Regions from separate parts of the Homo sapiens genome. Here region 1 is linked to region 2. Evidence: chromatin loops called from intact Hi-C (ENCODE). Cell type or tissue: heart left ventricle. All regions are shown on one strand. Links, peaks and the distances in the headings refer to the core of each region. The heading gives the core; the rest is flanking DNA.

The links. Peaks named below come from ENCODE experiments on the same cell type or tissue, not always from the same donor. Only the 100,000 strongest peaks of a DNase experiment are listed, where the experiment ranks them.
Region 1: it touches region 2 in a loop (7-fold over the local background); 17 of 110 quality-filtered maps call a loop at or near these places.

The regions. Positions count from the first base shown.
Region 1 is chr11:96,462,297-96,466,697 of GRCh38, forward strand. All of the region lies in intron 1 of JRKL-AS1 (JRKL antisense RNA 1), which reads right to left. Among named protein-coding and RNA genes, the nearest start is that of JRKL-AS1, 42 kb to the right of the region's middle. In heart left ventricle, for the core only: CTCF peaks have their summits at 1,706 (motif pointing right) and 2,617 (motif pointing right); a DNase peak (open chromatin) is centred at 1,785; H3K4me3 peaks cover 813 bases; H3K27ac peaks cover 226 bases.
Region 2 is chr11:96,794,534-96,798,934 of GRCh38, forward strand. No RefSeq gene overlaps it. Among named protein-coding and RNA genes, the nearest start is that of LINC02737, 290 kb to the left of the region's middle. In heart left ventricle, for the core only: a CTCF peak has its summit at 2,286 (motif pointing left); no DNase peak of the experiment used is centred there; H3K27ac peaks cover 209 bases.

The DNA.
Region 1 (4,401 bases), core at 152-4,151, 330 kb before region 2:
CTAATAAATTCTGAGTTTGAGTCTTGAGTTTTCAGGTACTTGCAACAGAAAGGATCCTTTAAAAATAATTAGTTTTTGATAAAAAGAAGGGTATTTTCTCCCCTCTTTCTTTCTTGAGTTTAGACATGATGCCTGGAGCTATATTAGTTGGATATCCACCTGGAGGCAAAAATCTTGAGGCAAAGGCTAACAGAAATGCTGACATATTTATCCTGACAGTTTAGAGCCATGGAAGTAATGCCAACCTCACTTTTTGTATTAGTTTACTGGAGATGTCATATAAAGTACTACAGATTAGGTGGTTTAAATGACAGAAATGTATTTTCTCGCAATGCTGGAAGCTAGAAGTCTGAGATCAAGTAATCAGCTCGGTCAGTTTCTTCTGACACCTCTTTTCTTGGCATGCAGGTGGCTGTCTTCGTGTGTTTTCCCATGCTCCTCCCTCTGAGTGTGTGTGTATCCAAATCTTCTTTTCTTTTAAGGATACCTGTCATATGGGATAAAGTCCCACCCTAATTACCTTATTTCAACTTTATGACCTTTATAAAGATAGGATTACCTTCTGAGGTACTGAGGATTAGGACTTCAACATATGAATTTTGAGGGAACATGATTCAGCCCATAACACTTTTATTACAGAAAGGCAACACGTACAGAAGTCATCATATTTCAGATTATTTTGTTAATATTTTAGAAGCTAAACAAATAGTTTAAACCCTGTTGGAAGTAGTTTATTTGAATTTCTATTTATGCAGATATATTTCTTTTGACTTACTAGGAGCTGGGCTATGATCTCATGCTTTGGTAATACATACAATTCTCGGAAGAAAAGGGTTTGTAGACAAAAGATGCTTTGCTCTTGAATTCAGGGACTATAGATTGTCTTTCTCCTTCATTTTACAAAAAAGGACCGTTTTTCCCCCCAGAACTCCAACGAATGAATTTAGGGCTTTAATAGCTTAGAGAGATCATGGGAGGAGGGAAAAAAAACCCAACAAAGTGGACTGGGGTTCATAAGGGCGTGATCCCAGGCATACAGAAGGAAGTTTGACCAAGAGGATTAATAATAGCTCCTGCCATTACCAGAGTACTGTCTAACTCCTGGAAGCCAAAAAGTAGCCCTCTTACCCTTTCTCTCCAAGACTAGATCACTTTACTCTATCCTAAAACTTGAGCTGATAATTGCAAATGTTAACGTTTTCAACTACACAGGGGAGGCATTGCCTTTTTGGGAGCTTAGCGAGAACTTCAGCAGACTTTCTATATCTCCCCAGGGGGTGGAAAACCTGCACAAGTTGGATTCCAGGCCTGTTAAGTTAAAAAAAAAAAAAAAAAAGAAAGAAAGAAAAAAGAAAAAAAAAAGAAAAAGAAAAAGAAATTTATCTAAGTGCCGAGAAGAAAAGTCAGGTTTTAAAATATTGTCCATGACTTGTTTTCTAATAGCTTCTAATTTCTCATGGAGGCAATCGTATTTGAAATGAGATTTGAGTAAAAAGGAAAAGCATGGTATTTGCAAACTATTCATCCATATACAATAAAGCTTTAATGATTTTTTCCTTCCACGATTTTAGCATAAAGTCTGATCCTATGGTCTTTACATAGGTTGAGCTTTTACATTTTTAAAATGGTATTTCAGCTTGATTAGGAACTCCAAGGGGAGAGGGCTGATCCAGACTAGAATCCAGACAGCTTGTTCACCCACTGTATTTTGCCCAGTAGAGGGCACTTGGAACTCACACATAAATTGCAGTGGCATCAGTGGTAGCGGCGGCAGCAGCAGCACTTAAGATATCCATTTTCATTGCCATGGTGATTCTTTTTTTTTTTTTTGAGACCGAGTTTCTCTCTTGTTGCCCCAGGCTAGAGTGCAATGGCGCGATCTCGGCTCACTGCAACCTCCATCTACCAGGTTCAAACAATTCTCCTGCCTCAACCTCCCAAGTAGCTGGGATTACAGGCACCCGCCACCACGCCCAGCTAATTTTTTGTATTTTTAGTAGAGACGGGGTTTCACCATGTTGGCCAGGCTGGTCGTGCACTCCTGACCTCAGGTGATCTGCCTGCCTCGGTCCCCCAAAGTGCTGGGATTACAGGCGTGAGCCACAGCGCCCGGCCGCCATGGAGATTCTTAATTAACAGATAACATCAGGTTTTCATTGACACTGGTAAAATGAGGTGACTGTGACCTTGAATAATAAAATCTGTAATCATTTTGGAAATATCAGGAGTTGGAAACTACTTAGATATTTCTTCTTGGTGATTGTGCTGACCTGTAATCAATACAAACAAAATCTAAATTGCAAATTATTCTTCAAGCTACATCCCCGGGGTAAAAATTTTATTTCTTTTTAAAAATAAAATTGAATATATACTTGTGACAGCTTTAGGATAAGAAAGTAATAGACATATAACATCTATTATTCTTACGTGAGGAGAATTGAATTGCTTAATACTTTTAAGTATCAAATAAACAAGTTTCAGGCACAGGAAAAAGGAGTCTTAGAATGTTGAGATTCAACATTTTCCCCTTCGTCCGCAGAGTACAGCTTAAGCAGCAAAATGAGGAAAACGACATTCTCTCTCTGTTCTGTTTACAAGTCAAAAGCTTTGATTTACCACTAGAGGGCACTCATTACCCTGTTATCTTTCTGAGGCCTTTAGCTCAGCAGGGCTCCCATTCAAACGGAATCTCTGCATTTACTAACATTTGTGAATTATTTAGGAATAATTAGAAACACCCCATAATTCTGGACAGATTTTTTTCTTTCTAATGCTTCTTCTGATTGTGACGAAAAGTCCTTGACTGCATCAAATGTAAACTAGAGGGACTTAGCAAATTCAGATTGCTTTTGCAACCATACATAAAATGTACTTTACTATCATACATTTTTAATTTTTATAAAGCAAAGTAAAAATTTAAGAACACTTATGCTTCTCTTTTTATGTTTTTCTTTTATAGAAGCAATTCTGGATATTAATCACTTTGGAACGACATCTTTGTGATGTTTCACAGCATAAAATCAACTGCTACATTGGTTTCTTATAGTTTCTTTGCAGAATGATGAAAAAAATAATTAATCTCGTGAAAATCCTTCTAATTGCACCAGTTTTCTGGTGTTGCGTAGTATATCTCCAACTCTAAAATTTTATTACTCAGGTCTTTCAGTACAGCATGTGGTCAGGTTGTATTATTATTTGCAAATATTTACTCCACCTTTTTCCCAATGGGAGGAAAATTACCCATGCCATCATGCTGAGCTTGGTCAATGGAATGTGAGAAGAATAACGATGCCAATTTCAAGGAAAGACCTTAAATATGATTTAAGAATAAAGGCATTAGCCTCTTGCCTTTCCCTTTTGCCATGAGAATGCATGTGTTATGAGAATGCATGAGTGGCTGCCTGTCAGCCTGGGTCCCTGAATGTGAAGCTCTATGGAACAGAGCCAAGGTTTTCAGAGCCAAGTGACACTCGCTGGCATGTTACTTGGGCAAGAAACCTGTTTACTGTTGTAAGCCACTAGAGTTTTAGGGTTGCTTTTTGTGCAGCAAACTGACTCATATAGAAATTGATATGACGAGTGGGGAACTACTTTATGAAAATAAAAATGGTGTCACAATTGCTTCAGGATAAAGCAGTAGGTGGTAAGAAAACTGTAAAGGAAATTGAAAAAAAGTGGTGATCGATGTAATATAGTTTTTCTGCAATGGTGATAAGTTTGGAGGCAGAGAGTATACCTCATGAAATTGTAGCTTTGGCTGGCGGGGTATTTAAAAGGAATATTTCTAGTGTGAGTTGGTTATTAGCTACATTTGATAAGATATTTTTAAAAGGAAATAAATACAGAAAATAACTGGCCTGTTTGTAGGAAGGAGTGAAATAGAAAACACAGAGTCCCAAATTTTGGGATTTCAGAGTTGAAAAGTGAAACTGTTTTCAATCATCAATTGATAAAAAATAAAATTAAGAAATGTTTTGAGCCAAAAACACTGATTAAGACATAGGTACAGCTAAAATTAGGGGTGTGGCCACAAATCCTAAGGGCACAGTTCTGCCATAACTAGATAAGCACACAATATCTTTAATTAAGTCTAAAGAAAAACATACATCTACAAAATAATTGTGGTAGCAGCTACTGGCACACAGAAATGTAATCACATAGATAAATAGCTATATCTTTGAAAGAGTTGTACTGCCAAAAGCACTGTCATCTTCAATTCAAAGAGACTGTAACTGTTTGAGATGATTTGTGCCCCAATTTTCTTGGGCAAGAGGCAGGCTGAGAAAGCTGCTCCTTCCCCTAGAATGGCATTGTCTCCAATGCTCTCCTCAGGTGCATCCAACAAGAATAACCAAAAAGAGAAGATGTTCCAGAGGGTGGATTCAAGACACAGAGAATGAT
Region 2 (4,401 bases), core at 92-4,091:
TGAATAAAAATGACCAATGGTTTTACAACATTGGCATTTAGTCAATAGTGAATTTATTCAACGTATACTTATCATGCAATTATGTGCTAGTAATTTTACCACACTATTAAACTGGATTGAAATAGCAACCAAAATACTGCCTTAAGTATATTTAGTACTGTTGATTATGTAAAGTGCTTCTGTGTCAGAAACGACTCATAATAAAATAGTATTAATATTGCTACCTCAACTTGTAGTGTTAACCTATTAAGTTTTAAAAGTCTAAGATGCAGCAGCTGGGGAGAACATTTAAAATCACATCATTGGCTAAGTTGTGATGCCTACGATGTTTGTGTAGTGGTAGAGACTTTTAAAGGTCATACTTAAACCGGAAATCCTTCTTCTGCAAAGAGTCCTCAATCCAGTTAGTCCCTACTGATTCTTCTTCCTTATTTTTCCATAATTTTACTTCTTTTCTTTACTCTCAATGCCAACACTTTGGTTTAGAAGTTCATTATGTTTCGCTTTATTACGGTTGTCTTTAAACTGGTTTTAAAACTCCAGGTTTCTTCCTGCACAGCTAATCCTTCCTACTGCACAGAGTGCAATTACTAGAATCATACATGAAATTATCATTTCTTTCTTTAGAATTATTCAGTAACAATTTATCATTTCAAGATAAAGCTTTAAATTATTTTTATAATGTGCAAGATGATATACAAGTTAGTTCCTGCTTATTTCTTTTTCCTTCTTGACAGATACCTTTTGTGCCACTAAATTTTATGTGGTTTCTTTAGAAGATACCATGTCTCTCTTGCCACATGTCATCTTGTGTTTGTTGTTTCCTGCAAGTGAACTGACCTTCTCTATTTCTTGGCCTGCCTAAACCTTTTCCTTAAGATTCAGCTCAGTCATCTCTTATGTGAAATCTTGCAGTTGCATTAAGTGCTTCCAGAGCAACCAGTCTGTTTAGCAAGCTTTTTATTATTATCTGCTTGATTTTCTCATGCTAGACTTTGGGTTCAAGAAGGCATACTCTCCTGATTTATAAATTTCCGGTGTCTAACATGAGATCCAACATACTTCAGGTGCTCAATAACATTGGTTGATTGAATGCATTCATGAATGAATGATAGAATTTCATACTCATTAGCTTACTGAAAATTTACAAGATGTTCTATGGGGTGTGATTTCTGTATTATTATAATAACAGTTTTGTATAAATTAAGAATGCATTCACATATAGTAGCTCATCCAATGCTAATAGGAGACTTTGATTATGGATAAACTAGGTATTGTCATTTCAATTTTATAAATGAGAAAATAGAATTTAGTAAATTTAAGTAAATGTATCCAAAGCAACAGAACTAATGGAAGAAAGATATGGATGAAAATATGAGGTTTTTTGATGCCCAAATAAATATTTTATATTTTTTTCTACTTCTCCTTTACCCTTGCTTCTCTACTGCAATGTAGCTTCAACTTAGTACATTTCACATTTAGAGGACTATAAGATTCAAAACATTCTAGAAATAGCAAGTGATCCTTCTTGAAGAGTACTAATAAAGCAGCTACGTTATGTGGCATTAAATGCAAGACAGTGTTTCTAGCTGTGATACCTTGGACTAATTATTGTAACAAAGTTTTTATCCAGTGCCTCCAGAAATAAAAAATCTTAGATTCAATCTTGGAAGAAATTTTTGAATTTCAACTCAAGCCTCTAATCCTTGACTGACCTTTACAGAAAAATAAAACTACCTTCTCTCACATTTAAAATTAAATAGAGATTCTTAAAAAAAAAAAAAAAAGCTGTGGCTACACCTGTTTTCTTTAATGGTGTAATTACTTTTTAAATTTAACCTTTTAAAAATTTGGTACTTACTCAGATATCATCACATAAAGAAAAAGGAAGTTATATTGCATAAATATTACCAACTAAAAACTATGCATAAACACACACACACACGCACACACATGCACACACACATACATTCTGTAGTGTAGAATACTTTTACATGTATTTTCAGTTTCATGAGTGGAAAACTTGGGCTTCTGTCTCTTTATTTTACATGAATGTCCAAGCCTTTTATAGTTTATAAAGACAGATTTCTGATTCTCACTTGGCCATAATTGTATAGAAATCACCAGCAAGTTTTAAATAGTTCCGTCATTACTTTAAATATTTTTATTATTTGAGGGCTTATTTTACTGTTACTAAAATATAGCTAATTTACAACAATGAGAAGAGCATGGATTTGGAGTGGGATAAATTATATTTAAATTCTGACTATGCCATCTACTGGCACTAACATTGGACAGTGCAATTAATCTTTCTGAGATTGCATTTATTTACCTGTAAAATAGACTCCTAGTTTCCTCCCTAGATAATTCAACCCTTGTAGAGTAAGCTTCTTGATAACATAGGCTAGGTTGTGTCTACCAGTCTGTCCTTCATACCAAGAATGCCGTTAAATTGTTATGAGGATCCAGTGGAATACTGCATTGCAAACTGAAATAATTTACAAATCTAAGTTGTTGTTCTTGTGATGATATCTACATCAGCCCCTCAGGATACTTGGGGAATGGTTCCAGGACCCCTAAGTATACCCAAATCTGCTTATACTCAAGTCCCTCAGTCAGCCCTGTGAAATCTACGTATATGAAAAGTTAGCCCTTCATGTGTGGAAGTTTTGCATCCCACAAATACATATTTTCGATCCACGTTCGGTTGAAAAAAATTCTCATATAGTTGGACCTTTCAGTTCACAACCATGTTGTTCAAGAGCCAAGAGTATTTCCATTAGTTGGAGGAGAAAGAAGAATTTGTAAATTCAAGACACCAAAAATATAGTACTTGGTATTTATAAAAGGACTTTCAAGATTTAAAAAAAAGACTTACAATATTTCTCTGTGATTAACATCCTTCTATATGTCTTCTGCACATGGGCAGAAATTGCTGCAAATTAAAGCCAGAAATGGGAGTTTTGCTACATCATTAATGTAACTGGGTCTTAGGGTAAGTGTACTTTTCATTATGCTTAAGGTTGCCAAATTGGTCTTTAAAATTCTTAGATTATTTCACACTTCCACCACAATGTATAAGAATTTTCTTTACCTAACCTCCTCACAATAACGGATATATTCAGATTTTACTTTTTGCTCTTTGTATGGGTATGAAGTGGCATCTAATTTATGCACTTAACAAAAAGTAATTGAACACCTATTTTATTAGTCAATTCCAGCTGCTATAACAAATTACCACCGACTGGGTGGGTTCTTAATGAGAGACCTTTTCCTCGTGATGTTCTCACAAGGCCTTTCCTTGGTGCATGGAGAAACAGGAGGAGAGAGATCGATATGGAAGCCTCACTTTCATGACCTCATCTAAACCTAATCACTTCCCAAAAGCCCCCACCCCCAAGTACCATCTATTAAGTATTAGGGCTCAACATATGAATTTTGGGAGGACATAAACATTCAGCACATAAAACCTACTATGTCTCAAACGTTATGCTAGATATGGGAGATAAAGCACTTTCTTTTCTTTTCTTTTCTTTTCTTTTTTTTTTTTTTTTTTAAGATGGAGTCTCAATCTGTCGCCCAGGCTGGAGTGCTGTGCCACAATCTGGGCTCATTGCAAGCTCCACCTCCCGGGTTCACGCCATTCTCCCACCTCAGCTTCCGGAGTAGCTGGGACTACCTGCGCCCGCCACCACGCCCAGCTAATTTTTTGTATTTTTAGTAGAGACGGGGTTTCACCGTGTTAGCCAGGATGGTGTCGATCTCCAGGCGTGAGCAACCGCGCCCGGCTGATAAAGCACTTTCTAAAACATCTGTTTCTATGAAATTCGTATTCTAGTGGAAGTAGCTAAAAATAAACAAAGAGATGTATAAATACAAAGCAGAGTAAGAGCATAGCGCCTATAGAACTGGGATGCTATTTTATATGGGATAGTCAGGCAAATCCACTCTGATGAGCTGATATTTGTGCAGAGGCTCCAACTGAGCATGCCCCATCAATGTCCCCTCAGCAATTACCATTTATGTACTTCTGGCACCTTCTTACTGCAACTAGGACTCTCTGAGTGTGAGCATTATCTTGTTGCAAGAGTGTGCTTGGTCTACATATGGGTTATACCAGAAGTGTTGTGGTGATAACATCCCCAGAAATAGCCTTCAAGTAATGCTGGCTGAGGTTAGTGGATAATGTCCCCAGTTTCTTTGTTCCACACAGTCTCTCAGAGGTCTCCAAGAGGCTTGAGCCCCAGTTTTCAATAGCAGCAATCTGTTCGTTTACACAACTTTATTGATTTCCTTCACTTTCCTGTTCAAGGAACTAATCTACTTGTGCTACTTGGGATCACTTCCCAAATAAACTACTTGCTCTGAATTCTATCTTCTGGAGTTTGCTTCAGAGAGAAC